Regions from separate parts of the Homo sapiens genome. Here region 1 is linked to region 2. A link is a contact called in ENCODE Hi-C data. All regions are on one chromosome and are shown on one strand. The core of a region is the stretch at or near the end of the contact, and the rest is flanking DNA. Distances in the headings are between cores, read along the strand shown. Region 1 overlaps WDFY4 (WDFY family member 4). Region 2 overlaps MAPK8 (mitogen-activated protein kinase 8).

The links. A loop is a pair of places that touch in the nucleus more often than their neighbours do. Pooled maps may share reads with other maps.
Region 1: a map of Right ventricle myocardium inferior shows a loop between it and region 2 (3-fold over the local background). The contact joins two enhancer-like sites. A Hi-C loop is called at or near these places in 1 of 168 maps with a recorded cell type or tissue (Right ventricle myocardium inferior) and 5 of 50 pooled maps.

The regions. Positions count from the first base shown.
Region 1 is chr10:48,802,608-48,809,195 of GRCh38, forward strand. It overlaps WDFY4 (WDFY family member 4), which reads left to right. Exons shown (of 62, transcript NM_001394531.1): 25 at 679-752; 26 at 2,653-2,814; 27 at 3,397-3,488; 28 at 5,252-5,351. Among named protein-coding and RNA genes, the nearest start is that of WDFY4, 120 kb to the left of the region's middle. RefSeq lists enhancers at 198-247, 278-337. Within about 2 kb of position 2,289, at least 5 of the 41 ENCODE cell types and tissues checked have a DNase peak (open chromatin) inside an H3K27ac peak, as active enhancers do.
Region 2 is chr10:48,362,292-48,368,940 of GRCh38, forward strand. The region is part of intron 1 of MAPK8 (mitogen-activated protein kinase 8); the gene reads left to right. Among named protein-coding and RNA genes, the nearest start is that of MAPK8, 59 kb to the left of the region's middle. Within about 2 kb of position 2,925, at least 4 of the 41 ENCODE cell types and tissues checked have a DNase peak (open chromatin) inside an H3K27ac peak, as active enhancers do.

The sequences.
Region 1 (6,588 bases), core at 1,039-3,538, 440 kb after region 2:
TCTGCCCCAGAAGGATCACTAGCAGCTACATTTGTTTACTATGAATGAAAACAACCTGAGTGATCAACTTCACTTTCAGAATCTCAGTGAATTTCATATCTTTGTTTCACTTACAATTTTGTCATGCATGAGATGACACTGTGGTTTGGGCTGAAGAATGTGTTGCCTGCGCAAATTGGGTATGTAGTCAGTACAGTGTAAAACCTGAAAATCTGTACCTGGCTTCTATTTCCTGTCCTGCCACTTGCTGGTGGTGAGTGGAGACTGTCACTCAGCTGGTCTGTCTCAGCCTCTATTTTCTCATCTGTAAAGTGGGAACATCATCATTTGTCTTGCAGGATCCAGGGAGGTTGAGATGAGTTTGCAATATGGACACTTGGGCTGTGGGCCCAAGGCTGAGCAGATGGGGGAGATGGTTAGTGCAGGCGTCCTTGGTTGGAACCAGGCCCACAATGAAGTGCCAAGTAGCAGCAGAGATGGCGAGAGAAGGCCTTCCTACAGGGGAGGCACCTCTCTGCTTGGAGTGTCAGGACAGCTGATCTGATTCCAGAGCTGGTACATCATGTTGATGATTCCACGTCAGAGGATCACCTGTCCAGCACTGACCTTCTCATGCTTCCTGCAAATCATTCTTCTCCCACACCTTCATTTTAGCATGTGTTTTGTTTTGTCTTCCAGCTCTGGATGAATACTGCAGACAATCTGGAGCTCAGCCTCTTTTCCCATCTTTTGGAAATCCTTCAATCACCAAGGTAGGCTGGGTCTTGGCAGCCTGGGGGTTAGAACTGAAGGCTGAATGTCCAGAACAGAGACAGGGCAGGGTGGCCAGTGGCTCTTCCCTGCTCCCAGAACACTGGGTCCCCAAATGGGAGCACATCCTTCCCAGTGGCTCATGCTTGTGGGGCAGTCTCCTCTCATGGTCTCGGGCCTCAGGAGGGCAGATGCTGGGGGCTTAGAGGCCTCTCTAGCCCCAGGGACTAGCACATACTGGGGGCTCAGCAATTGTGACCAGCAAAGGTCCACTCTCCCTCTAACTGACTTCTCCAAGGCACTTTTGGAATTAGTCAGGGCTCTTTTACCCTTCAAGTGGTAGAAATACAACTCAAACCAGCTTAAGGGATGTAAAAGAGAAGGAAAGAAGGAAGGGAGGAGGGAAAAAAGAATACAGGAAGAAAAGACCAGTAAAGAGGGACTTCGTTGGCTCTTACAATTGAAAAGAGCTGATCTCATCCTGTAGCTGGGGGAGGCTCACATCATTTTCTCTGAGCTCTGTCACCACTCTTGCCTCTGCCTCTTCCACTCAGTCTTCAGGTTGCCCGGGCTTTCTTCTGTGGCAGAAGGTGGCTCCTGGGCAGCTCCTCAGAGCACATCCTCAGCTTAGCACCATAGGCAGAGAGACAGCTTTTTAAAAATTTAACAGTCTTAGCTATTGGACTGAGTCTCATTGAGCCAACTGTGTCCCATGACTGGGCTGGAAAGTGGCTTCCCCTCTGGAGTTAGAAAGTGGTAGTTCCCAAAGGGAGCCAGGGGCTGTGTTCAGAATAAGAGAGAAGGAAGGCAAGGAAGCCCACATATCACCCCACCTGCCTCCTCCTGGCTCAGGCTGGTCTAGAGCTCATTGGTGCCTTCAGCATTTTGAATGTATTTGTAAATGGCTTTCCACTCATCCACTTAATGAACATCTATTATAAACTTACTACATTTCGCACCCTGTACTTAGAGGTAAAATTCAGAGAAGAATAAGCCACAGTCTGATAAAAAGAGAATACAGAAAAACATGTTGTTCAGTGCTGTCAGAGGAAACAGAACCAAGGGCAGCCGGGACTTCTGGGTAGAGGAGCATCTGTCTTCTCTGCTGAGCCTGTAATTATAAATCATACACAGAATTGGGCTCTGGTCCTGCCTCTTTTGTGTATCAGGGAGATGGAGCTCAGCAGAATTTAATGTGTTAATACAAAAAAAAAAAAAAAAAAAAGACAGTTCAAAGTGAGGAATCTGCCCAAAGTCACCCTCCTCCACATTTTTCTCCACCATTTTTTCTCTTCCACTTTCCACTTTGTTCCTGTACCTGTACCAGTTGTTTTCTAAGAAACAGATATTTATCCTGGGAGCTGTTTTCTTTGGGGGAGTAGAATTTACTGGAAATTGGATTTGTGAGTATCTGAGGGAGGGGGTATGGATAGGTGGATTCTGTCTTTTTCTCCTTTGACTTTCAGTGGCGTGTCTCTCCACTTTGTGGTTTGGGGCGGGCAGGAAGATCACACAACCAGACAAGCTAGTGAAGGGCCCTGCACTCCTGGCTGGTGGGAAGTACTCCCCAGTCACATGAGTGTCTGCTGTCTTTGTTTGAGTTTCTGAGGCCAGCACTAGTTTTCCCTGGGGCTCAGAATTTAAAAGTCAATAATTGGGGTTTGTCTTTGAAGGTGGTTTCCGGGGGGCGGAGGGGACAGGCAGTGCACACCCGAGCGACTCTGGCACTTAGCAGACACATATTCAATGGGTGTCTGACGGCATCTTGACAAATTGCCAAGAGAGCATTGGAGTTAAGGGGCCATGGAACAAGCCTGGCTTGAAAAACCTTTTTAGCAGAAACACAGCAAATTTGGTTCATTCCAGTAAAAGCTTTTACTGTCTCTCTCCTGTACTCACCAGGGAAGGACCCAGGAATGCTGAAGCTGCCCACCAGGCACAGCTTATACCCAAGCTCATCTTCCTATTCAATGAGCCGAGCCTCATCCCCTCCAAGATCTCCACCATCATTGGCATCCTGGCCTGTCAGCTGAGGGGCCACTTCAGCACCCAGGACTTGCTCAGGTACCACACCAAGCTGCCCAGGGGGAAGAGCAGGGCCCCAGGGCTGTTTAAAAAGGGAGGACAGACCCCAGCTCTCTCCCCATTGTGCTCAACCCTGAATCACTTGGAACCTTCTAGGAATTTTTGCCCAGGGCTGAGAGTTGGGGAAAGGATGGTTTGCTGAAGTCAGGATGGGACAGGCCGGTTTCCCCAGCAGGGCTGTGTGTTTACTGTTCCCACTGCTCAGGCTCCCCCACTGTGGCCAAATATTCAGGAATTTCCATAAGCACTGCCATCCTTGCCAGCCAATGACCCACATGCCTGGCTCCTGCAGACTCCTGAAGAGCAGTCCCAGCCACCAGTGTGTTTCCCCTTCTCTTTCCTGTCACTATCTAATTGATCAGGTAGAGCCAGAGTTAGCGTCTCTGGTGAATCCTGACTGATTTTAGAAGTCTCTGGAAATACACAGCATGCCATGATGATTTCCCTTAAACTCTCACTTGCAGCTGCACGTGGGTGGGTCTATGTGAAAACACTGGCATGTACTCAGCGGACTCAGTTGAGCCCGCCTGCGAGCCTGTCCTTCTCTCCCTGTGTATAAAGGATTGGGCTGTTTGTTGTGTACACCCTCAAGCCTTCGTCGGTGAATGAGAGGCAGATCTGCATGGACGGAGCCCTGGACCCTTCCCTGCCTGGTGAGAAGACCTTTGCCAGTTCGAAGGCAGTAGGACGGCCCTCACGGAACCCCTGAGAGGCCCACATTGTGCAGAGGGAGGGGCTAAGTAAGGAAGGGGAAGGCACCCACAGCCAAGCCGTGGTTTCCAAGCCGTGGCCTGTGAGGCTGTCATTTTATGATGAGAGTCAGAAATGAAATAAAATTATAGATTCCTGCTTTGAAATGTGGGACTGGTGTTCCAGGCCTCCAGAATAAAATCAGTTCCCTGTAGACCAGCATGTGGGATCCGGGATCCTGCCTCACTTCCTGGTTGAACCCCCACTACCCCTTACTTTCCTGATGAGCCCCAACTCCAGCAGTGAAGCACTTGCAGGCCCCTGCAGGTGATGGCCTGCCCTCTGTCCGTGCTTGGCACGTGCTCTTCACTCAAGGGAAATGCCACCCCTCCCCCACTAGCCAAGCTGTCCCCAGTCCCACCAAACCAGATTAAGTCACTTTCTCTGTGTTTCCAAAGCCCCTTGGGGTTACCCTACTGAATAGATTTGTAGTTTGTTTATGTGAGTCTCCCTTTTCGCCTAGCCAGGTGCAGAACTGCAGCTGTGTCTTGTTCAATTTGTTCCCTCTGCTAGGGCAGTGTGATGGCAGCAATCACAACTGCTTTGTCCTGGGCCCTGCGGCTCTGCACTGTCCAAGACGAGAGCCCCTAAGCCACATATAGCCATTTAAATTCAAATTTTAACTAATTAAAATTAAATGCAATTAAAAACTTAATTCCTCACTCACTGTAGCCACGTTTTAAGTGCTCACTAGCTACCTGAGGCTAGCGGCTACTCTATTGGACAAGGTAGATATAAAACAGTTTTATCATCACAAAAGAGTCTCCTGGATAGCATTTTTTAATCTAGATAAAGTATTATCTCTTATCCTTAGATCAAGCCGCAAGAAATTACTATTCCCATTTTGCAGACTAAGAAATTTAGGTTCAATGAGATTAGGAGCTAATTGAAGATGGGACCAAAATCTGAATAGACGGAAATATGACTCCATTTCCCCAGGTTGCCTCATCAGTCCTATTTCTACAGTATGGCGTGGTGTATGCCCTGTATTGGTGTGAAATTGCTGGCAACTGAGGGAATGAACAAATGGGTAATGGGCCAAGAGTGAACTTATTTAGTCAACCTTCCTTCTCATATGAACTGCATTCTGAAACTTTTACCTAACCAACATATTAAAGCATTGTTAATATGTCCTTTTGGGCTTTAATGACTCTTCAGAAGTAAAGTTTCTTCTTCCCCTTGCTCCATATACCTCTGCTATGATTTGAGTTCTGTTTTTATTGTAGCATAGACATCCAAAAGCCTAGCCTGGGAGCAAGTTGAAAGCAGGAACAAAGAGAACAAAGACCATGGTCTTCAGCACTCTGTTCCTGATTACTTGCATAATATCAGTGCATAGTAGGTGATTATGAAATGTTGCAGCCTATAATAATTTAAAAAATTCTTCTACTGAAAGGTATATTTTCCTTTATTATTTTTAGGATTTTTGTTTTTTGGAAGATGTGCAGCATTGCAGACATTGCTAATTAAAGGAAACTTCAGTAACATTTTCTGAAATTCTTTTTAAGCATTGTGTGGAGGCTGGAATAAAATGCCAAAATTTTGAGTCCCAGCCATGCCACAATTCCTGGGTGAAATAAGCATTTGGTGAATATGATTGCTTACTGCAGCAAATATTATGTCTCTTTACATCCATTTTCTCTCAAATCTGAATTCTTTTTTGTAGCTGGAAGCCAAACATCTGGAAAGACAATCTGGCTCAGAAACCAGTTGCTGGAGATGCTGCTCAGTGTAATATCTTCCCCCCAGCTTCATCTGTCCTCTGAGTAAGTAGCTCCAGGAAGAGCAATTTGGCAGGAGGTTACCTCATACAGGGTGTGGCATTAAACCTTTTCTTAATGAAAAGTTTAGCATCTCTGAGTCTGTTTTCTGCAATGTATTTCCTGCACTAGTCAGAAAGAAAATTATATTCTCTCTACCCAATGAACCAGACCTTGCCCTAAGATATTCTGATGCAAATGTTAAGTGGACATGAGTAACTAGAAACAGATTTGGTATAATTACAATAAACTCCTTTTGTCACCATAGCTATAGTGTAATTGTTATTGTTTTGGCAGTTGTGACAATTACTGATTTTGATGTCTTGTACTTGGCAGACAATAGAATGAAGAAATCGTGAGCCTAAATAACATCTATCAAGGAAAAGTCTTGCCAAATTCTTCTGCTATTTACTGTTAGTGAGTTTGTTATTTTTCCAAGTTGGAAAAAGAAGTATCTACCGTCAATTAACTTCTAAAATCAAGTGTAATCATAAAGCTGATTCCATTAACTCTCCCCACTGCCTGCCTGCTTTACCTCCAACCTTGGAGTCGTTCATTTGACACCTAATTTGTTGAGCATCTACTGCATGCCAGACACTGTTCCCAGCTCCTAGGATGCAGTGCTGAGCAAGTCAGCCCGGATCCTTGCTCAACCTGTATATGCATCTGGGCTTGGGGGTAAAGAGTTACCCCTCAGTAAAGCAGCTTTATAAATAGTGTTTAATAATTTACCAGCCTATAAATCCTTTCTTTCTTAGAATCAAAACATGGTAGAACTGGAAGATGCCTTGGAAATGAGATAGTCCAGCCACTTTCTTTTCCATCTTTTTGAAAGGGAATGTAGTGCAGTGCCTAACAGCTGGGCTCTGGCATCTATACCTTCCGGGTTCGAATCCTAGCCCTGTCCCCAGGGACCCAGAGGAGGCTACTTAAGCCCTGTATGCCTCTCTCTACTCATCTGCATGAGAATAAAAATTGTATTATGTTGGTGAAAATGTAATTGTGTTTTTTTCATTACTTTTAATGCCAAAAACTGCCAATATTTTTGCACCAACCTAATACTTTCAATAGGTGAGTATAGTAAAGATGAAATGAATTAATATATGGATAATCCTGAGAATGGTGCCTGGAATACTGTAAATTCTCTGTAAGCTAATTGCTATTATGGCCATCTCTTTCATCATCACCATCACCACCACCATCACCATTACCACCACCATCATCACCATCACCATCATCACCA
Region 2 (6,649 bases), core at 1,675-4,174:
TACCTTTTTTCAGGCCAGATTCTTAGCCTCAAAGATATCTGTAGCATTTCATTTGTATCTTTTCTGACCCTTGTTTCTGCCTTGCTTTAAGATGAACTTTGAGTGTTTTATTTCTACTAACTAGTTTCTCTATTTCTTGGGATCAGGGAGTCATCTTTGTGTCCCAGACTCAGAAGAGGAAATCATATACTGTTCATGTGAATTAATGGGGAACAAATACAAAGAAAAAAACCACATTTTCTTTTTATTAGCCTCTATTTTGGGGGTGGGGGGTGGGAAGTGGGTAGGGGTTTCTAAAATCATTAAATTTTAGTTAAGAGCGATCTTACCACTAATTTATTCCAAGACCATAGTTTTATGAACAAGAAAAATGTGCCTCCAAAATTTAAGTGGATTCCACTGTATCACACTGCTCACGTAATTTGTGATTTCCAAAATTTTATTAGTTTTTTTTTTTTTTTTTTTTGAGATGGAGTTTCACTCTTGTTGCCCAGGCTGGAGTGCAATGGCGTGATCTTGGCTCACTGCAACCTCCACCTCCCGGGTTCAAACAATTCTCCTGCCTCAGCCTCCTGAGTAGCTGGGATTACAGGCGCCTGCCACCACGCCCAGCTGATTTTTGTATTTTTAGTATGGACAGGGTTTCACCATGTTGGCCAGGCTGGTCTCGAACTCCTGACTTCATGATCCGCCCACTTCGGCCTCCCAAAGGGTTGGGATTACAGGCGTGAACCGCCACACCTAGCGTGGTATTTATTTTTTAGAAATGGGGCCTCGCTGTGTTGCCCAGACTGGAGTGCAGTAGCTATTCACTGGCCTGAACATAATGCACTGCAGCCTTGAACTCTTGGCGTCTAGCCATCCTCACGCCTCAGCCTCCTGAGTACTGAAAATTTTAAGGTCATTTTGCCTTCAGTCCCACATGGGAGCAGGAGTCCTAGGTGAGCTGGGGTTGCCATAACCATAATTGAATGTGAGTCCCCTGGCAGAAAGGTAACCTCCTTTTCTTTATATGCGCTCATAGAAATTCATTTATCTATTCCTATTTCTCTTTTCTCCCCACCTTTGGCTTTGGTAGCTGGAGCTGGCAAGAAATCTTTCTTATTTTCTGTAATGTGTTTTATAAATTATGTGTGGTCTAATGATTATATGGTTGTAAGAAAAATACCATAAAGGAAGAGTGTTTGTCCTTAGTTTTCATCTTTAGTTATCCATAAAATCTGAACTCTACCCTGAAAAATTTGTCGTCATTGTATTTTTCATCTTTCCTCGATATCTACTTGTTAGTTCAATACTATCTTTTATCAATTTTAATGTACTGTTCCAAAGAACATATTTGTTACTGTTTTCATAGGGAATTGAGCAGTAGGACGTTTTTCTTACAGAATTAAACTTACATTTTTCTCCATCCACTAGATGGCTCAAGTGCACCACTTTGGCAGCTCAGATTGATCCTTGCTTGCTTTGCTTGTAGTTTCTACTTTGAGTACTGTTTGCTTTTTAAAAACTGGATGAGCCCTTACCTGAACCTAGCTTTACATATATGTGATGGCAGATTTCCTCGCATTTTCTGATTATTTACAGACTTCTGAAAAGCTGGTGAAGTGTTCTTCATATCAGTAGTAAAAAGTGCATTACAGTGCTTAGAAGATTTTGTTTTTTGCTTTTAAGTTATTTTAGACTTTAATTCAATTGCCAATAATCTATTTAGATTTCTTCAAACTAGGCATGCAGTTAATAATTCATCCATTTCTTCCTGATTCATAGTCATTTGGAGTCATTTTCCAGCACATGGTGGTACCTCAGGAGTTTTTGAGGCACACGGGGCTATTTGCTTCAGTTCTGTAGTAATATTTATTTAGTGTTTTTGTGCTTGGAATTGTATGGGGCAGTGGAGGGAAATACCAGGATGACTAAAGAGGATATTTTCATCAGCAGGGAGCTCACTGCGTTAATTCGTTTCCTTAAGTTTCCTTTTTTATTATTTTTTATTTTTATTTTCCCTGAAAGCACACATTGGTATCTTGAGTTTTTGAAGCCAAATAATGAGTATAATGAAATGGCTCATTAGAGCTTATGTTTGTAACCAACCCTGAGGAGAATTTTGTTTTTGACATTGACCCTGTTGATATTGCCTGAAAAAATTTAAAAAAAAAAACTGAATTCTTTAGAAATATTTTATGCTTATGGCTTTCTGTTTTGAGTTAAGTAAAAAGGAAAAGGAATTAAGATTTGTTGAATGCTTATCATGTGCCAGTTTCTTACTTAATTTGATGCTCTCAATAATTTGGAAGACAAGTACAAATATCTCTATTTACAGATGAAGAAACTAAGGAATCAGAAGTTGCCTAGGATCAAAGAAACAGTAAGTTAGAGAGGCAAACTCTTTGTGATATCAAGGGTTGTTTTTTATTTTTTTGCCCAAGAGAAAATAATTATTTTCTGAAATGGCAGAAACATTTGTAATATCAACTAGTTGGATACTTTCATATCCTAAAGACAGAAAACTCCAAACAAAGGATTGATTGCCTCTCACAGTTGATCTTTGAGATTATAAACAAATATTCTTGCCAAGCTAGAGCAATCAGTCATACTGGTATCTCTTTTACAGATACCTTTAGAATGACAGCAAACACTATAAAATTGATTTTTCCAGAGAAAGTGTTTGCACCTAATAATCTTATTTTTCAGGAATAATAACTGAATTATTTCATCAGTTTGAAAATATAGTGTACGATTTAAAGGAGAATGGCAAGTTATTGATGTAAATACACATTATTTACAATATTATAACTAGATTACATTACAAATATTGTAACAACAATTTGTCTTTATAAAATCCCCTTGATTTCTCTTTATTGTTTAAGAGTCCTTGCAGCTAAGCCGTGTAAAACAGGAAATATGGCTGTTTGCCAGTGTTCTTAAGGAAGCAGGAGTGAAGTAAAGCAAACAATACAAAAGGGGTTTGTTTAAAGGATGTACTTAATTTCTGTGTGGCTGTGGTATCATTTTTCTGGCTCTGTTGTCTTTGTCCTTTTTCACTGCAAAGTTGAAATTGTACTTTCACAACTATTAAAACAAAAATAACCAGTAATGCGAACTGAACCCAAAGATATCTAAGATAAATATCCTCCCATGACTGTAAATTTGTATCCTCCATATCACCTTAGAAATTTTCGTATGCATTGACTAGATTTATTGCTATTTTTGTTCTTTTTTTATGTATTATCAGATATTGCCGTCAGTACTATTACCGCATTTACACAATGTTGCCTTGTGTGGAAATTCTAAACCTTTGCTAACTCTTGGTAACCAAAATAACGATAAACTAAAGAGATTATTATCCCATCTTTTGAGAGAAATGTAAAATTATTCATTTGTCTATAAAGAATCTTTGACAAAAGTATTTTTTAAAGCATATTGAATCCTAGCCATTTTATTATTATTAGCTGTGTACCTAAATGATATTTTAGATATGAGTATAAGGAAGACAAACTTTAGGTTGTCAAAGAATGAGCATGTCTCATGTGTTACAGTCATGGCATGACAGTTGGATTACAATTATCTCTTGATGAATCAACTTCATCTAAACCTTAATTGCATATTAAATTATTTAGTCATTTCCTGATTCAGTAATGAGAAGTCAGAATATATAGTAATTTACTGGGTAGCATGTTACATGCCATAGTTTGCGGAATGTACTTGATCAGTAAAGTCCACAGTAAATCAAAGACAAATGAGAAAATTCTTTTAGAATTCAGTTTTTTTTTTCTTAATTTGAAGTCACTTTAAATGCTCTTATGTAATAAGAAAAGAACCCTAGGTATATTTAAATACTTAACCTGCTATAACTTTTTGTTGGAAAGGAGGTAGATTTTTTTTATGAGTATTTTTTTCCTATGGGAAAAAAAATAACTTTGGTGATGCAGTATGCCTTTATCTGTGTATTGTTAAAAACTAAACTAAACAAAAAAAACCCCTAAGAACCTTTAAACTTAACAAAGTTTATTTGAGCAGGAAAAAGGTTCTAGAAGCAGACAGCACTCTAAGATGGTTCAGAATACTACCACTTACAACTGGTGAGCTGTTCTAATAACAGGGAAAAATAGGAAATGTCATACAGAAATTACCTGATTGGTGCAGGTTGGTGTTTGCCTTATTTGGGCATAATCTAGCAGCTTTTAACCTGGGATTGGCTGAGACTCAGATGTGTGGTTATAAGGGTATACTCCTAAGTTAGGTTATAACTTGTTTACACATCAAGCTAGAGTACAGTTAATAGTGTATGGAGGCAGCTTTGGGCCAAATCTGATTGAACAGTATAAAAATAAGTTTTGCAAATATTTATCCTTACCACATGAGTTACATCCTAATATTCTTTATTCTCTTCTATTTCACTAAAAAAAATTCAAATCCACCAAATTCATTTCATGGCCCATCGGTGTGTTGGAGCTCATTAGTTTGGAAAACACTGCCATATAGGGTTGAAAAATTTTTTTTCTTTTTTTACCCTGTTAACAACTGACTAGTCTGAAGGAGCTCAAATATTTGGAAAGCTTTATTAGTGCAGTTTAGTAGCTGGCTTTTAAAAAAAAAAAATTGCTTTCTAGAATCCTCCCTGCTACATAATCACCAAATGTTATTTCAATATTGTTTTCCTAACTTGAAAATTTAACTGAATGACTAGAAGGTGTTGGACCAAGAAATATCTGAAGTACCAAGCCCACAAAGGAAAATTTAATATTGATTGAGGTATCATGGTTATTTGTGCACCCTTAAAATTAAGCCAATTTTAGTTAATAGAAGTTTCAGCTGGGTGTAGTAGCGCAGCACTTTGGGAGGCCAAGGCAGGAGGATCACTTGAGGCCAAGAGTTTGAGACCAGCCTGGGCAACAGAATGAGACCCCATCTATACAATTTTAAAATTAAGCAAGCTTGGTGGTACACGCCTGTAGTCCTAGCTATTCAGGAGGCTGAGATGGGAGGATTGCTTAAGCCCAGGAGTTTGGGGCTGCAAGTGAGCCATGCTTGTGCCGTTGCATTCCAGCCTGGGTGGCAGAGTGAGATCTTGTTTAAAAATTAAAAATAAATAAATAAATAAATAAATAAATACATATATATGTTTACATATATATATAAATTTCAAGTTAATTGTTTAAAGGATGTCATTAACCAAAACTAAGCATCAGTCTTTGGTAATGAAAGCATTCTAAAAGTCTTTCTTTTAGATAGATTGAAAAGTCTATCTTGCAGACAAAGATAATTTTATTAATCATAAGTAACATTATTATGAAAAGTATTTGTGAATATTAATAACTCAGTTTCTTCACTTATGTTGAGTTGCTTTACATGTTTTATCTTTGCATAATCTGTAAACTTGATGTTTCGTAGTTGACAGAATAAGTTTACAGTTAGATATATAGGTAACTTTTAGTTCAATGTTTTAAAAATTGTGTCATGAGAAGTATAAATAAAATTCAACGAAAGATACCATTTCTTGGCCTTATATAATGGCATATATTTGAACACTTGGAGATAGTGGAAAAGGGCATTTCACATAAGGGGACAGAGGCATCAAGGCAGAAAAGCTTAATATGGTCCAGGAATAAAACATTCAACTGGATGGGCTTTGTTCTAAAGGCAGTTTTTGAGAGAAGAGAGAATTAAATTAACTTATATTACAATACCTACTTGCTACAGGAGATAATGGGTGGATTTGAAGGGAGTGAAATTAGGCAGAGAGAGTAGTTAAGAAATCATTGAAATATTTTAGAGAAGAAATGAGATTGAAGTAGGACAGTGTCTAAGGAAATAAAAAGTAATTTATCAAGACAGTAAAATCAACACAATTTGGCAGCTGATTAGATTAATTCAAAAATATTTGAGTGTGTGCTATGCAATTCTGGGAATCCAACTGTGAACAAAATGCATGCTCTTTACCCTTACATGTGTTTTAGTCCAATGGGAAGCACAGACATTTCAATTCAGGGTAATACATGTGCTGCCATGGAGAAAGACTCAGTGTTGTCTTGGGAGTGAGTATACTGACTGAACTTGAAGCCTCAGGGATGAGTAGGTCTTGACCAGGTAAAGTTGGGGTTAGAGTGTGTTACAGATTCCTCCCTGTCCTCTCCCCGCATGTTGGCTTGGAGGTGAAAAGATTGTGGTACTTTTAAAGCAGTTAATTGTGGCTGGATCCTGGGATTGGAGAGGGAGGAGGATCTGGTAAGAGAGGGCCAGGGCCAAATCATCCAGAGTCCTGAAGTTCCTGGAATCCCCTAGTTCTTGGTCCACAACCCTAATGAAGCCTTGGATTTTATCTTAGGAACAGAAATTAACTGTGGTATGATTTTAAGCAAGGGAGATTCAGGGTCAAAATTGCATGTTAGAAGAATTATTTTAGCTAAGAATGTCTTAGTTATAAGTCAGAAACTTAAGCAAAAGACAAAGAAAGTGACCCAGAGGATTCAGCATATGCAGAGGTAGGAAGTGCGGCTGGACTTCACAAAGATTTGGAACCAGACATGGTTCAGTATCAGATGCGTCCTCTTCTGTTGTATCGCATAGTGTCTTGTCTCTCATGTCTGCTTCATTGCTCTGTGTATACTGTCTTCTCTTAACTATACAGCTCTAACTTAACAGCCTCTGA